2 separate regions of the Mus musculus genome follow, and region 2 is linked to region 1. A link is a contact called in ENCODE POLR2A ChIA-PET data. All regions are on one chromosome and are shown on one strand. The core of a region is the stretch at or near the end of the contact, and the rest is flanking DNA. Distances in the headings are between cores, read along the strand shown. Region 1 holds the start of Glis2 (GLIS family zinc finger 2). Region 2 overlaps Coro7 (coronin 7).

What was found. ChIA-PET counts read pairs that join two places held with the same protein, here RNA polymerase II (POLR2A).
Region 2: POLR2A ChIA-PET joins it to region 1 with 15 read pairs in Patski. The contact joins the enhancer-like site here to the promoter of Glis2 in region 1. POLR2A ChIA-PET finds 5 or more read pairs at or near these places in 3 of 5 experiments (Patski and embryonic stem cell).

What each region holds. Positions count from the first base shown.
Region 1 is chr16:4,590,722-4,597,483 of GRCm38, reverse strand. Glis2 (GLIS family zinc finger 2) reads right to left here and starts at 2,771. Exons shown (of 7, transcript NM_031184.3): 1 at 2,549-2,771. It overlaps D330022H12Rik (a long non-coding RNA gene), which reads left to right and starts at 3,229. Exons shown (of 2, transcript XR_875867.3): 1 at 3,229-4,052; 2 at 4,767-6,544.
Region 2 is chr16:4,640,573-4,648,238 of GRCm38, reverse strand. All of the region lies in intron 9 of Coro7 (coronin 7), which reads left to right. It overlaps Vasn (vasorin), which reads right to left. Exons shown (of 2, transcript NM_139307.3): 2 at 1-57. The coding sequence starts at 48. Among named protein-coding and RNA genes, the nearest start is that of Vasn, 4.5 kb to the right of the region's middle. Within about 2 kb of position 4,398, at least 3 of the 3 ENCODE cell types and tissues checked have a DNase peak (open chromatin) inside an H3K27ac peak, as active enhancers do.

The DNA of each region.
Region 1 (6,762 bases), core at 1,522-4,021:
CCATAAGTGGGAAATTCAGATTCCAGGAGAGTCCAGCTGGGGAGACGGAAATGTGCATGGGAAAACCACATTCTTCCCTCCACGCCAAAGCCAGCACAGACCCTGGAACAATTTAGGTGGCCAGTGCACCCTCCCACTACACAGGGCCAAGGCTGAACCAGCCTTGGAAGACAGCCTGAGATGCAGAGGTGAGGTCCAGCTTCCCTCCGGGTCCTGAGAAGTGGCCCTGGCAGACTTTTGTCTGTCTTGTGTCCAATTTGCCCTCTAGCCCCTCACTCACACTCACACTAAGCAAAGAGGGCTAAAGAAGAAATGACTACAAGTACCCTTTTGCAGCTGAGTTTTTCAGAAACAAAAGCTTTGCGGAAAGAGGTTTCCACTATTGTTTAAAATGAGGTTTTGGGATGTCTGTGGCATCCAGTTATTCATGCTGGCTCCACCCACGGATAATTGAGAGTTGGCTTTTGTTGGACATATCCTTTCTCCCTGCCCCCACCCACAGGCCAGCCTCATCTTAGGACTCAGCTATCTCACCTTGCCTGACCCTAAGTTTTACAGATGAGGAAACTGAGGCCTGGACAGGGGAAGAGTCAGGCCAAGCAACACTCAAATGCTGATGGTTGTGCCAAGATTTGAACCCAAGACACAAAAAAAGGGTTTCTTGGCCAAGAGCTTTCCCCCATATGCCCTACACACAAATTGTGTCCTGGATCCAGCAAGTCCCTTAACGGCCAGTGACCCCCAAAGCAGCAGTGCCTGGAAGTGGGGTGACTCATTGTCTGGCTTCCCACCCACCCCCAATCTAGGAGGGAGGGCTGGCAGGTGTCCCCGCATAGAGAGCCAAGAGCCAGATTGCCCCAGGGGGCCTGGGCTAGGGTCACTCTGAGGCTGGAGAGACCCAGCTGGAGGGATTTAACACCAAAGGTCAGGGGTCACAGACAGGGAAGGACAGGCAGGCATAGGGGGTCAGGGGGTCAGCACTAATGGTAGCTCCGGAAAGAAGGGGGAGGGGGGAAAGGCTAAAGACACAGGGCTACTTCCAAGGGTTCCCCACCCCACAAAACCACAGCCTGGCACTGCCTCCTGCTTGACTGATGGCAGACAGGGACATATTACACTGGGACTGGATCCTGAAATGAGCTAGACGGCAGTTCAGCAAAGGGTGTCTTAGGAGACCCCTCCCCCAGTGCAAGCCAGGGCCAGCTGAGAGGCCCAGCCTGAGCCCAGAGGGAAGAAAAGAGAGAGAGGGCTCTGAGGTCACTAGAGAGGGATGTGTGGGCTGGGGCTGGGACAGCTGTGGTACTGTGCCACCAGAGCAGGGCCTGGGGAGAGCTGGGCACACTGAAGGGGACAGTTTTACATTCCCTGAGCCTAGGGGCTTCAGAAAGCTAGCTAAGATAGCAGTTGTCTCCCTAGCCATGGCTCAACCCCACCTTCCTTCCTGGGTGCCAGGACAACAGGGAGACAGCCGTGCAGGGTGCCTGCCACCGAAGCCCAAGACGCAGGCCCTAGCCCTGGCCAGACCCATGGGAGCTCAAGTCTTGGTAGGGCCACTGGCTAGCCTGACTGCCCCCTTGGTGTCAAGCATTCCCTCTAGAGCCAAGATCTTGGGCCCTGATGGCTGGGGGCCCAGGGCTCCTCCCAGCATCCCTTCCAGCTTCCCAGGCCCCAGGGCAGGGCTGGGCAACTCCCTGCAACCAGTGCTTCCCCGCCACCCTCTGGCTGGGCTGGGCGGGCCCTCCTGGGTAGGCAGACAGGCAGCATGCTGCCCTGCTGTGGCCTGAGTATCCCACTGGGTAGGGCAGTGTGCCAAGGCGTCCAGGTGCCAGCCTGGATTCCAGCCCCATCCTAGGGGGCCTGCGGGGAGGTGCAAGCATCATCCTGGTAGGAGGGGGATGCACCTGCCTCGTCACCTCTTTTCCAGACCCATCCTGAGGATGCAATCACTCACCCTCTCCATCCAGCCAGGTCCCTCACCTGCTTCCATCCACCCTTCAGGAGTGGACCAAAGGCTACACAATATTCCAACTCCTAGTGCTGAATCAAGGGACGCCCCCCTCTCTGCCTCCCCCAAGGCTTGTTAAGGGTAGTGAGAGCAGGACTTTACCCAGAAAGGGAGGGTACCTTCCAAATAACCCGAGCTCACCGGTGAGCAAAGGTGGCTGCCAGATGCCCCATACAACTTCATGCCCAGGCTTCGGGTGGCCCCCTCTCACCTCGCAGAGCACCCCTACTGAAGACGCCCAACTTCCCCAGTGAAGTTTGCGCCCGCCCCGGGCCGGGCCACAGTTCAGCTCGGCCCCCAAACAGAAGGAGGGAAGGAAAGAGAAAAAAGACGGTGAAATCGAAGGACCCAGCCAGGGAGCCGGCGAGAAAGGGAGAGCGCAAAACCAACGAGCGCAGGGGCCTCAGCGAGGGCTCACAATGGCCCGGAGCAAGGCGCGGACGCGGGAGGGGGAGGCGACCCTCTGGTTACGCTGCCCCGCGCACCAGGCAAGTCCCTGGCCCAGCCCGCGTCCTCCCGGCGCGACGCCCGGGGGCTTCCTACCTCGGCTGCCGGGCTGACTGGCTCCGGCTGCGGGTTCCGGCGGTCCTGGGGCAGCGGGGAGCGGGCGAGGGGGAGGGCCGGGGCGGGCGGGGGCCGGGGCGCGAGGCTTACGGGGCACGGGCTCCCCTGGCGCCGCGCGGCACCCGGCCGCTCCGCCACATCTGCAGCTCGGGGCAGGGAAGGTGGCCGCGGCGGCCGGGCTGTGCGGGGATGTCTTTGCAAGGGAGGGAGGAGAGGAGAGGAGGGAGGGGGTGGGAGGAGGGACTGGCGGCCTTGGAGGAGGGCGAAGAGGAGGGGCGCGGGGGGCGGCCTCCCTCCCTCCCTCCCTCGCGGCTCGCTCGCTCGCTCCCGCCCTCCCTACAAACCCCTCTCACTACTGCGGCCCCAGGCCCGGAGCGCCAGCTGCCAGACGGAGCGTGCGCGGGGGGTGGAGGGTGGGGGTGGGGGGAGGCTGGGCCCGGGGAGGGGAGGAGAGCGGACGGCCGCAGGAGCGGGCACCGGAGGGAAGGGGGAGCGAAGGAGGGAGCCCCGCCACGGCAGAGACGCGCGTCCTCCTCGACTCCCCCCCCCCCCATCCCCGCCTGCCGCGGTCCCGCCCCCAGCCCGAGGGCAGCGCTAGGACAAGGCCTGGGGGGCGGGGGGCAGGGCGAGATATCCCGCCCCTGGGGGAAGCCTGGGAGAGGGGCGGGCGAACCGGCCAGGAGGAAAAGCCCCAAGGACCGGGAAGATGGAGGCGGCCGCAGCGGGCGAGGGGCGGGGACCCTCGCCTCCCCCTGCGGGGTCACCTTGGCCAGGGCCCCCGCGGCCCTTGGCTGCCGCGGAGGTGATAGAAATGCCTCTTGGAAGGCCCTGATTTCCCCGCCCAGTCCAGATCCAGGACCGCGCAGGCAAAGGCCTTTCAATTCCGACAGGTTCGAGGCCACGCTTCTCTCTTCCAGCTTTGCCTTGTCTTCAGCCTCAGTTGCCCTCCTGGTGAAATAAGCACAAGGCCTGGCACAACCAATCCAGGATTCCGTTATCTTGGTGACATCCGCCTGGACAACCTGGGTCCCCTAATCTGAGCGCCGCCGGGGTCATCGCACTTGGCGTCAGTAAGTTCAATGAGTTGGTCACTGAAAAGTGGATGTAAGTCAGTAACGCTTGCACACCGCAGCCAAGCTGTTTCCCACCTTTTCCTGGGAAGCTCAGACTTGGCGTTCTTTAGTGTTTTCTTTGGGCGAGTCTTGAGTCCACGCCTAATATCTTTTTACCTGTCTGGTGACAAATCTCAGTTCAAAAAGACAGCCCTCCTGATCCGAAGTTGGACTTGAACTCAGGAAACGAAAAGGCACTTCAAAGTCAGCATCACCAGTAGGTGAAGTACTGACTCCGGGTTGGAAATCTGTTATTCGGGCATTTGATGCCTCGGTCTGCGCCAGAGCCACATCAAGACATGAATCTTGATCATGGGGCATCCCCATTCCCAGGCACTGCTCTTGGCACACGCTCCTGGTCTGGTGCGAAGGTAGGCACATAATTGGTGCTCCTGATGTGGTGATCAAATGGATACGTAGTCAGTGCTCTTAACTGATTATGTAGTCATGATGGGTGCTTCGGTTTGAACGAAGACACATATTAGATTCTTATGATCTTTTAATACATGAAAGGGATTTAGGAAGAGGTCGGTTCACCAGGAGTAAGGCGGGGATAATGCCCCCCCACCCCCATTTCCCCTGTGTGGATAATGTCGCAGTGCTGCCGGGTTAAATATTAGCTGGCAGATGGACCCGGAGAAGGCCAGCTCTGGGACCTAAAGCTTGCTTCCAGGAAGAGGCTGTTAAAGGGCCGCCGAACATCACTAGAGTCTGAGGCGAGGGACTGCAAAGCGCCCTCTCCCGGCATCTTGAATCTGCAATTTAGTTATTCTGTTATTCTGTTAACCCAGCCCTAGTGCAGTATCTCACCTAAGCTGACTACAGGAACTGAGGCACATCGGTAGTGTGAAACTGGTGTACTAGTTAGTATAAATCTGTTTAGAAAAAGGAAAAAAAAAAGCTTATTCAGGAGCTAAAGTAGTTCAGCACGTGTTCCTAGGTTCAGTCCCTGATAACGGGGGAAAAAAGTATCATTGGGGGACACCAGGTGCTGTGCCATTTTAGCGACAAAAGGCCAACAACCTCAGTTGAGGAATGCTTGAGCCTAAGAAACTTCAGAGTGTTTTTCTTTGTTTTGTTCCCAGGGAGAATTCAGACTGGAATCCAAGGCTGGGTGGTGAGGCATGACCCCTCCTCACTGCAATCTGGGAACATGGAGGTACACTTACTATAAACTAGGCAAGTGGTCCCTTAGATGTCAAGCCTGGTCCAGTTTCACAACCTAGCTGGTGTCCTCGTAACTACTGAGAGAGAAAAAAGTAAACAAAATTTGGATGTTTTCTGCAAAACCAACAAGATTAAACACAGAAGCCTGAAATCCCAGCACTTGGGAGGACCACCACAAGTTGGAGGTTGGCCTGAATTACATAGTGAATTCCAGGGCCACCTGGGCTATGTATAAAGTGAGATCTTTATCAGCATTTAAAAATAATGTGTTCAAAGCCAGCCTGGTTTACATAACAAGTCCCAAGACAATCAGGGCCACATAGAGTGAGCCTGTGTCAGAAAAAAAAAAAACTAAATAAATACGTAAATAAAAAGGAGTGAAGACAGACTGCTAAATTAGGTGTAGAAGTAACTCAGGCCTCAATCCAGGCAGCTGGTCCTCAGTGGGCTGAGCTAGGAGTGTCTGGATTTTAAAGCTGGCTGGGGATACAAGATTCTATCCTAAATACCCATCCTCAAGGAGACCACTTCTCTCTCTGTACTATTTTCTCTCTACATTTTTCACTGTATTCCCAACAACTTCAAGAGTAACTCCCATTATTCCCATTTTACAAAAGTGGAAACTGAGGCAAAGGGACATTGACATAGTCAGTGGTTTTGTTGTGGTTGCTTGTTTTGTTTTTCAACATAGGGTCTCTGTGTAGCTGGCCTCAAAGATGGGCCTGCCACTGCTTCACTAGTGTTGGGGTTAAAGGTGTGCCCCACCCCCACCTCAACTTCCCCCCTCCCCCACTCCACCTCAACCTTCATTGATAACGAGGTTTTATAAATTAGTAGGAGGCAGCCAGGCATGGTGGCACACGCCTTTAATCCCAGCACTCGGGAGACAGAGGCAGGCGGATTTCTGAGTTCGAGGCCAGCCTGGTCTTCAGAGTGAGTTCCAGGACAGCCAGAACTATACAGAGAAACCCTGTCTCGAAAAACCAAAAAAATTAAAAACAAAAAAAAGTTAGTAGGCATAGTTCAGGTTGCAGTCTCAGTGGTTTGATTCCAAAGTATGTACTTGAAACCCACTGCCTCCCTAGGACATCAGATACTGGGAAAGGTAGGGAAGGAACTATAGGGGTCAGGACATTTTTTTTGGAGTTCTTCATGATAAACAATGAGTAAAGATCCTCTCTGATCTTAGTGTCTCGGTAGTGGCCCTCTCCTCTCTCAGAGCCCTTCTCTAAAGAGGCATCCTTCCTCTTGTGCCAAGGACGTGGAAGGAGGAGTGTTTTCTCTAGAAGATGGTAAGCCCCCAAGGTAGGATTCACGTGTTTTCCCCTTCGGAGGAGTAAATGCCTCCAAACTATGACTGCGTGGTATGTCTGAAGGATGAATTTGGTGTCCTAATCTTTTACTGGTAAACATGTATTGAACTGGGGGTTTAGCTCAGTGGGACAGTACATGTTAGCATCACCAAGAACAAGCACAGCAAAGAAACCATGTGTTGAATATGTCTTCAGCCCACATCCATTCAAAAACTGCTTATTAAGATCTTTTGTTCGTTTATTTGTTTGCATGTTAGTTTTTGAAGCAGGGTCTCACTCTGTGACCGCAGCTGATATGGACTTGTTTTATAGACCCGGCTGGTCTTGAATTCAGAGAGGTCTGGAGAGATGGCTCAGTGGTTAAGTAAGTACTCCTTGCTCTCGAGACAGGGTTTCTCTGTGTAGCCCTGGCTGTCCTGGAACTCACTCTGTAGAACAGGCTGGCCTCGAACTCAGAAATCTGCCTGCCTCTGCCTCCCAAGTGCTGGGGTTAAAGGCGTGTGCCACCACCGCCCGGCGTACTCCTCGCTCTTGAAGAGAACCTGCGTTCAGTTCCCAGCACCCACATATGGCTCACAAACACCTGTAACTCCAGTTGCAG
Region 2 (7,666 bases), core at 3,149-5,648, 49 kb before region 1:
CACCAGAAGCAACAACAGGAGAGGTGGCAGGCAGCTCCTGGAGTGCATCTTCTGTCCCTAAGAGCAAAGAGCTTATGAGTCAGGGCTGAGGGCAGACACATCAGGAAGCCAGAGAAGAATTCTCGATTCCCCACCCTCAGATGCACTAGAGCCCAGAACGTGTGAGTCAGGTCCCTAGTGCCCTTGGCCGGTTTCTGGGCCATCTCTGTCATCTCTTCTCTATGTGATCATACCACGACGGTGGTGTTGTCATGAATGAACACACAGCAGGCTGATCATGTGGAGGCTAGCTTAGCCTAAGGACCGTCAGCCACCGCAATAGCTCAATGACAACACAAGGTTCTCTGTCTTGAACCCAGACCTCTCTGCCCCAGCCAAGCTCAGTCCCTCTAGCTGGCTGCATGCACCGGGAAGAACTGTGGGTCCTGAAGCCCCTCCCTGTAGAAGCTGGAGAGACAGGATGGGCAGTTGGCCCGGGCGCGTAAGCAGAGAAGCTGACTGTTGAGGCCGCTGGCCCCTGCAACACACTCTTGTTTCCCTCCCTCCTCTGAGGGAGGAGAGACCGCAGCAGGAAAACTTCACATGGAAACTATGGGATCTGTGTTTTTCCACTTGTGCTGTCAGACCTGCCCAGGATGGGGGCTGTGGGCTACCAGGATGTGGCTAGTGATGAGGTTCTTAGAGGAAGGGTAAAGGCTGGCTGGCTGTCCTCGCCTGTCGGGTCCCCGTCTGGGGAAAGGGGTGGCTGGATGAATTGAAACTCCTTTTCTTCCCCTATCATCAAAGCACGAACTAAAGATGAGGAACTCTCTGGTTCAGGTGAGGGGAAAGACATTGTCCTCACCGTGAACAGTGGCCTGTAACAGTGGACAAGAATATCAGGCTAACTCTTCAGATAATTTTTGGAGGTTCTGCTCTGGGCTAGCCCTTAGAACAATAAACAGCATTGTCCCCCAGAAGTGACAGTGGCCCATCCTCTCCACATGCCAGTGCTTGCTCAGCCGCTGCTGTCTCAGTCCCCTCAGCAGCCAATTGAGATCATTTGTCACTCCAGAGTAACAGAGAAGGGGCTTTTAAAGGTACAGTGCATTTGAGCTGGAGCCCAGGACTTGAGCATAGCCAGTGTGATAGGGTCTGCCCCTGGGAGGCCCATGCCCTCTACGGCTGCATGTCCTATCAAACCCCACCAAAGCTGGGGCGCCCGCTCTTGTCCTGGGATGAGAGGGGTTAACAGCTTGCTCGCTTCACTCAGGCTCCTAGTAGAGGGCCACACTCAGGCACAGTCCTCACTCTGGGTGCCCCATAGGCCTGAGCCTTGCTGGTATGTAAACCTTCCCCAGGCAGGTAGTTCTCTCTAATGGCTGACAATCCCCTCCAGTTCCAGGCACCTGCTGTTCACACAAGGGCCTTTTGTGCTAGAGCTGGGGCCTCCCTTCCCCCACGTGTGGCTAAAACAGGTAACAAGACCCCTACCCGGTCTTCCTTTACCACTGTCCCATCTATGGGTTCCCCTTTTCCAAAGTACAAGGGCCCCTGGTGTGAAAGGGAAGAAGACAGACAGACTGGGTCCCAGGACAGGTGAGTTAGCTGCGTGGGGCCTTATGCCAGCTCTAAGTGAAAGAAAAGTCTTTGTTGCCCAGGTTAAGTCCACTTGCCTGTCTACTACCTGCAGTATCCCTTTGTCAGGGAAGGGAATCTTTCCCTTGGTAACTCTAAAAGCCTCTTCTCTTCTGTTACTCTGAGCTACAAAGCATCCCTCAGTGAAGAACACCTTGTAGCTTTCCCAACCCCTGACCTGCTCTGTAGATAGCTCACAACTTCCTTAGGCAGAAGTCCTGCTCACCTTTCTCCTTGAGCTGCAGAGCTTGTGCAGTGCTTTTCTGCTGAGGGAGCACTTAGGTAGGGGCTCCTATTGAGAATCAGCTGAGACAAGTACCAGAACCTCAAGGATCAAGGGTCCCTGACCTACCAGCACCATGGGGCTCCTCAGTTAATAACCTAAACCTGTTAGCCGTGCCGTACCCCTAGCTCCCTTACCTATAGGACCATTTCTATTCTCCCTAACTCAAGGTAGCCTGTTTGGCCTGGCTGCCAGATATGGGCTTCAAATGACCTCCATCCACACAGGAGGTGAGAGACCTACCCCCAGTCAGTCTTCTCAGTGCAACCAGGCCAGGATCAGACAGGAGGGGACCCTGCACGTGGCTAGCCTGGCCACACTGCTGATTTGTAAGAGCTCATTGCAGGCAGGTGGCCCTACAGTCAGTTGTCCAAGCTGTGAGGCCTCAATTGGGGGCATCAGCTTAGCACTTGACTCTCTTCCGTATGTCCTCCCCATCTTAGAGCTGTGGGGCTGAATGGGTGCTAAGGAGGGGCTCCTTACTTTGCACGAAGGGAAAAGGGATATGCAGGAGTGGCTGACCATGGGATGGATGCCTGGCTAAGGGCTGAGAGCTATGGAATAGCCATACAAATCGGTAGAAGAGAGATAAGCAGTGACCAGGGTTCTAGGCCAGGAAGACCATACAAGGAATAGCTAATCCAATTCCATTCCTCCAATAATGCTAGTTTCTTTGCCTGACCCCTGGCAAAAGGTAGATCTAAAGCATTGGAAAACTCCAGTTTGCAAGCGATAGTCTGTTGTCTGGGAGCTCTGTCATGGGTAGTTCTGGGAACAGTGTGGTTAGGACAGAGGCTAACCATGGTGGGAAGCAACAGAAGACAGGCCTGACTTGAGATTGGGTGTCTTGGAACCTTCTCCATAGACCAGGCAGATTCTCAACTCACAGAGATCCTCCTGCCTCCACCTCTGAAGTTGTGGAGTAAAGGTGTGCATCACCAATGCCCAGCTTGGGTTCCTTCTGGACTGAGCCTCATCTTTCACCTACAGAGCTGGTGAGCTGTTACAGGCAGTCCTATGGACGATGGCTTCTCCTTCTCCTCCTCCTCCTCCTCCTCCTCTTCTTCTTCTTCTTCTCCTCCTCCCCCTCCCCTCCCCCTCCTTCCTCCTTCTCCTTTTTTTTTTTTTTGGTGTGGATTTTAAACAGGGAATTTATTCTTTAATATATAAAGTTGCCTTGCCATTTTGCCTGCGTGTGTGTGTGTGTGTGTGTGTGTGTGTGTGTGTAGGTGTAGGTGTGTACAGTGCCTGTGGAAGCCAGAAAAGTTGTTGGACTCCCTGGAACTGGAGTGGAACAGGTGGTTGTGAGTGTCCTTATGGGTACTGGGAATCAAATCTGGGTCCTCTGGAAGAACAGCCTGTGCTCTCTTCCACTGAGCTATTTCTCCAGCCTCAAACAAGGAGTTCTTTTAATAAGTTCTGAAGGACATTTAGCTTGTCTGGGATGCCCGTCCTTGTGCCTGCTGTATGAACAGGCGGGGGCAGGTAGCTTCTCTAGAGTTGCTACTGGCCTGTGCTTTCAGCTGATTATGCTCTGACAGAACTAGCGCTTTTGTTTTGATATCTGATCCTTGTGGGGCTACAGAGTGACCATTTCCTTTGTAAAAGTTATGGGGAGAGCTCTGGAACAGCCTGGCCTTTAGGGGTCAGGAGGGCAGCATCTATGAAGGGTCAGGCTGCCTCTTCTTAGATTCCTCACCTAGGTCGGCCTGACTCTATCACAGCAGACAGGCCTGGTTCTCAGTACCCAAGAGCCAGGAGGAGGTATTTAGGTCAGGCTCTAGAACCAGACCACAAACTCCACCTCAGCATCCACTGGAGCTAATCACAGCACCTGCTTCCCAAAGCAATTGCCAGATGGTCAGTAAACATTATTAGCTACTGGAGGTATTGCCTGTAAGCCAGGAGCTCTGCCTTCCTCAATGAGCAGGATCTACTGTGGAGACTGTATCACTGTCATGCTAGCTAGGGACCCCTGGGCCCAGGCCAAAGCTGCATGACTAGGCATCCGTCTACTCTTAAGGCAATACGAAAGTGGGGGTGTAGTCCTTAGTTTTGTAAAGGAATGTGGGGTCAGCGGTCCTTTGGTCCAACCTCCTGAAGCACATGACCTCCAGCAGGGGATCTGTGAGTCAAGACAACCAAGGGTATTGGTCATCTAGTTCTCAAGGGCTAAGGATGCCCTCCACACCCAAGTGTGTGACACACTTGTGGACACCCACCCATACACATGCCTGAGGTCAGGCAGGGACGGGAGAGTGGGTGGGGTAGGACCCAGGCATTTAGTGAACACATCAGCCCTGGAGCTAGTCATGTGCCCATCGAGGTGGAGAGGACAACTGAGAGCCACCCCTCTTCGCACACTTCTTCAGGCTAGATATAGATAGGGTCTGCAAGGTCTGCCTCTCAGCTCTGGGCTCCAAGCCTCTGTCTCCTGGGGCTGGACTGAATGGGCTCTACTCTGCCTGCCAGGCCTGGCAGCAGCCCAGCCCCAGGAGGCTGCCAACACCACCCCCCCAACCCCCTCCTGCAGGCGGGATTGTGCCGGCGGCCAGAATAGCTGGCTCCAGTTTCGCTGACGTGTCCAAGGCAGTTCTGGGCTCTGGTTTGGTCCACCCCATCTTGCCTCTCTAGAACAGCAGTCCTGGCCCAACAGAGAAGAGGAGTTGAGGGTCTCTATTATAGGTTTTCGAATAGAATTCGAGGAAAGGAGGCAGAGCCCAGACTGGTCATTAAGTCAGGGGATCCCAAGCCAGTTCTGCTCATTTTGCTTTGTGACCTCACCCCAACTCCCTTCCCTGTGTTGGGTCCCGTCTCTGCCTATAGCTAACTCAGGGCTTTCCTATCTGAGCTGCAGGGATAGATCACCTACCTAGGAAGCTCTCTAAGCTGCAATTCCCTAGGCTTTGTCTATGTTTTTTAAGTCATTCCTGTGGGGAGAGTCAAGCAGCTATATTCTGAGTAAAGTTCTCTGTTGGGTCGTCTGCACAGGGACTGCCAAAAGGACCGCGAGAACATCCATTGGGCAACTGCTGTGTTTGTCCAGGAAAGGATTCTGGGTCTTGGAGTAGGTGTGGCCAAGGTGGCATGTCTCCACCCAGGTGGGTGACCTGGCTGCTGTCAGACCTGTCAGCCAAGGGAGATAGATCAGTGACTAAGATCAGTCTCTGGCTTAAGTGAACCCTTGGGGTGGCAGGTTGTGCCATCTTAAGAGAGGTGCCACCTGTTGGGCAAGAACACCTGTGGCCCCAGGAGCTATGTGGTGGCTGTGGCCCAACTAGATGTGGGCTAGGAGAAGGACACTGTCAGCACGCGTGGCAGGTGTGCCGCTCCTGGGGCTCGGCCTCCTACTGCCTTGTCCCTGCCCAGGGCCTGTCACCCACTGAATGAGCTGTAACCCTGCAATTAACCCTGGACCTTCCACAACACCTTAGTCACCACAGAAGGCCACCCACCCCAAGCTTCCCCGGCACAGGAGTCTGAGAAGGCAATGGCCTCACAAGGGTCTTTTCTCTATTCCATTTGTCACACCACTGTCCTACAAGTTACTCAGCAATCTCAGATGAACCCTCAGCTATTGTATGACACACAGAAACCCCTTCTGGGGTCTATGAACTGGTCATTGAACCACACTCTGCCCCTACAGTTGTCACTATTGTCCAGTGGCTGGGGCTGAAGGCTCTCAACCCACCCCAGCTCCCTCAGGCAAGCCAGCTCTCTCCTTAATGAGATCTCTTAGGCAGCCTCCAGGAATGTCAGAGTCTTATTGCATTCCCCAGGAGGAGCTGGGGGGGGGGGGGAGTGGGAGGGGGTGTTCCCAACCTTAAAGAAGAACTGGCCTTCTGCCTTTCCCCAGCCGCCCCCAAACTGAGGTGGCCTGAAGAAGCCTCCTCACACCCAGGGAGACTGGAATGAGGAAAAGCGGGGGAGGCCTGCTGCCTGGACAGCAGGCTGAGGGGTTGGGGAAAGCAGCCGGGCTGACTCTGGAATGTGGAAACTGATAAAAGGAAGGAGGGCTAGTCCTCCCAACGATGCCAGAGCACCCCTACTGGCCTGCTGCCGTCACGTGTACACACACACCCTCTGGGCCACACTCCTGCATATGTGTGTGTGTGTGCGCGCGCGTGCGCACGAGCGCACACACACACCTCTCCCTTTTCCAAAAGCACACACAAATTCCATAGCAGTGAGGGGAGCTGGTTTTCTTGGCAACACAAGGGCCTTGGGTTCCACAGCTCTGGGAGAAGGGGGCGGGGGGCTCTAAGGGATCTAAGGTGACTGGTTCCTTCACATAAGATTAGGACCTGCCAGTGGTCAAGAATGACTTTAGGCACTTACCCAAGAGAACTGTGCTGGGGGTGGTTAGGTAGGAACCACTTCCTGCTGCCAAATGGAGCCCCACTTTCCTGGGACTCCAGTTGAACCTAGCCACAAAAATCCTGGCTCTTCCTTAGTACTTATCCTAACTAACCCAGGCTGGGGATATCTGGAATGGCAGTGACTCTGTGTGTGTGTGTGTGTGTGTGTGTGTGTGTGGTGTGTGTTGTGTTGTGTGTGTGTGTGTGTTGTGTGTGTGTTGTGTGTGTGTGTGTGTGTGTGTGTGTGTGTGTGCATGTACCTAAGCATGTGCCTGACTGTCTGTCTGCCTGCCTGCCTGCATGCATGTCTGGCTATCTCTCTTGGCCCCAGGGCTATCTGCCAGAGAGGACTTGCTCAGGAAAGTATAAGTCTTACAGTGTCTGAGAAGCCTCTTGTACTCTCTCTTCTCCCACCACTTCCAGAGAGTGGTCTCCAAACACTCTGCCACAGTAACCTTCTGCGTAGTGCCCTCTTTACCCACAGATCTCAGGTGGCTGTTCTGGTGTGCAACTCTGAGGCTTGGCAAGTTGGGGACAAGCAGCGTCTGTCCCCCTCCCTGGGCTGGCATGTGTGCTCCTAGGTCCTTTCCTCTCTGGATGGGAGATGCTAGATAATGGTCTGGAGGGAATCCAGTTGGGCTGCTCATTACCAGAGCCCTCTTCCTGCCTCTGACACTCTGTTTACAGAAGTTCCCCGGGGGCTGATTCCCCTGGGAGAGGACAGTAAACTCTAGGGACTACCCTCCCATCCCCCACCTGCCTGCTCCAGCTCATGCTAACAGCTGGGTCCATACTGGCCTTCACTGCCCATACCAATGTAGCCCCTCACAAGGCTCCAGCCCACCCACATCTCTGCTTTCCCAGCAGCCTAGGGGGAAGGGACCTTTTACCTTTTAGCCAGACCCTCTCCCCTAGGAACTCTTGACCCAGATAGGGAAGAAGGCTCTCTTGGTGCCTCTTCCTGGAGCATCACCTACTATTAATGCAAAAAACAAGCAAGGGAACTCCTGAGCCTTGGGTTTCTTCTACTGCAGAGGCTGCTTCTGGGATCCAATAGAAGCAGTCAATGACCCTGGTGTGGTAATCGTTAACGAATGGGGGTGAGGTAGTGTGGTTGGCACCAATCAGCTGGCCTGCCTGTGACCACAAGGAACCTAAGCAGTCCTCTGGCCCCAGAGCTGCAAGCTGGGGAACACAAAGGACTAGACTGGCTATAGGCCATTGGGTCTGCAGCCCAAGCAAAGCCCATTACTGGTAGAGATGAGATGCGCTGATACTGGAGCACTAAAGATTATGGTTAGCCAAAGTTCATCCCTCACCTGGGGGTACACCTATCAATCTCCCCATTCCCGGTCCTCTCCAGGCTTGCCTGTGTATTCGTGGCTTCTGCCATGTGTGACAAGGCCCA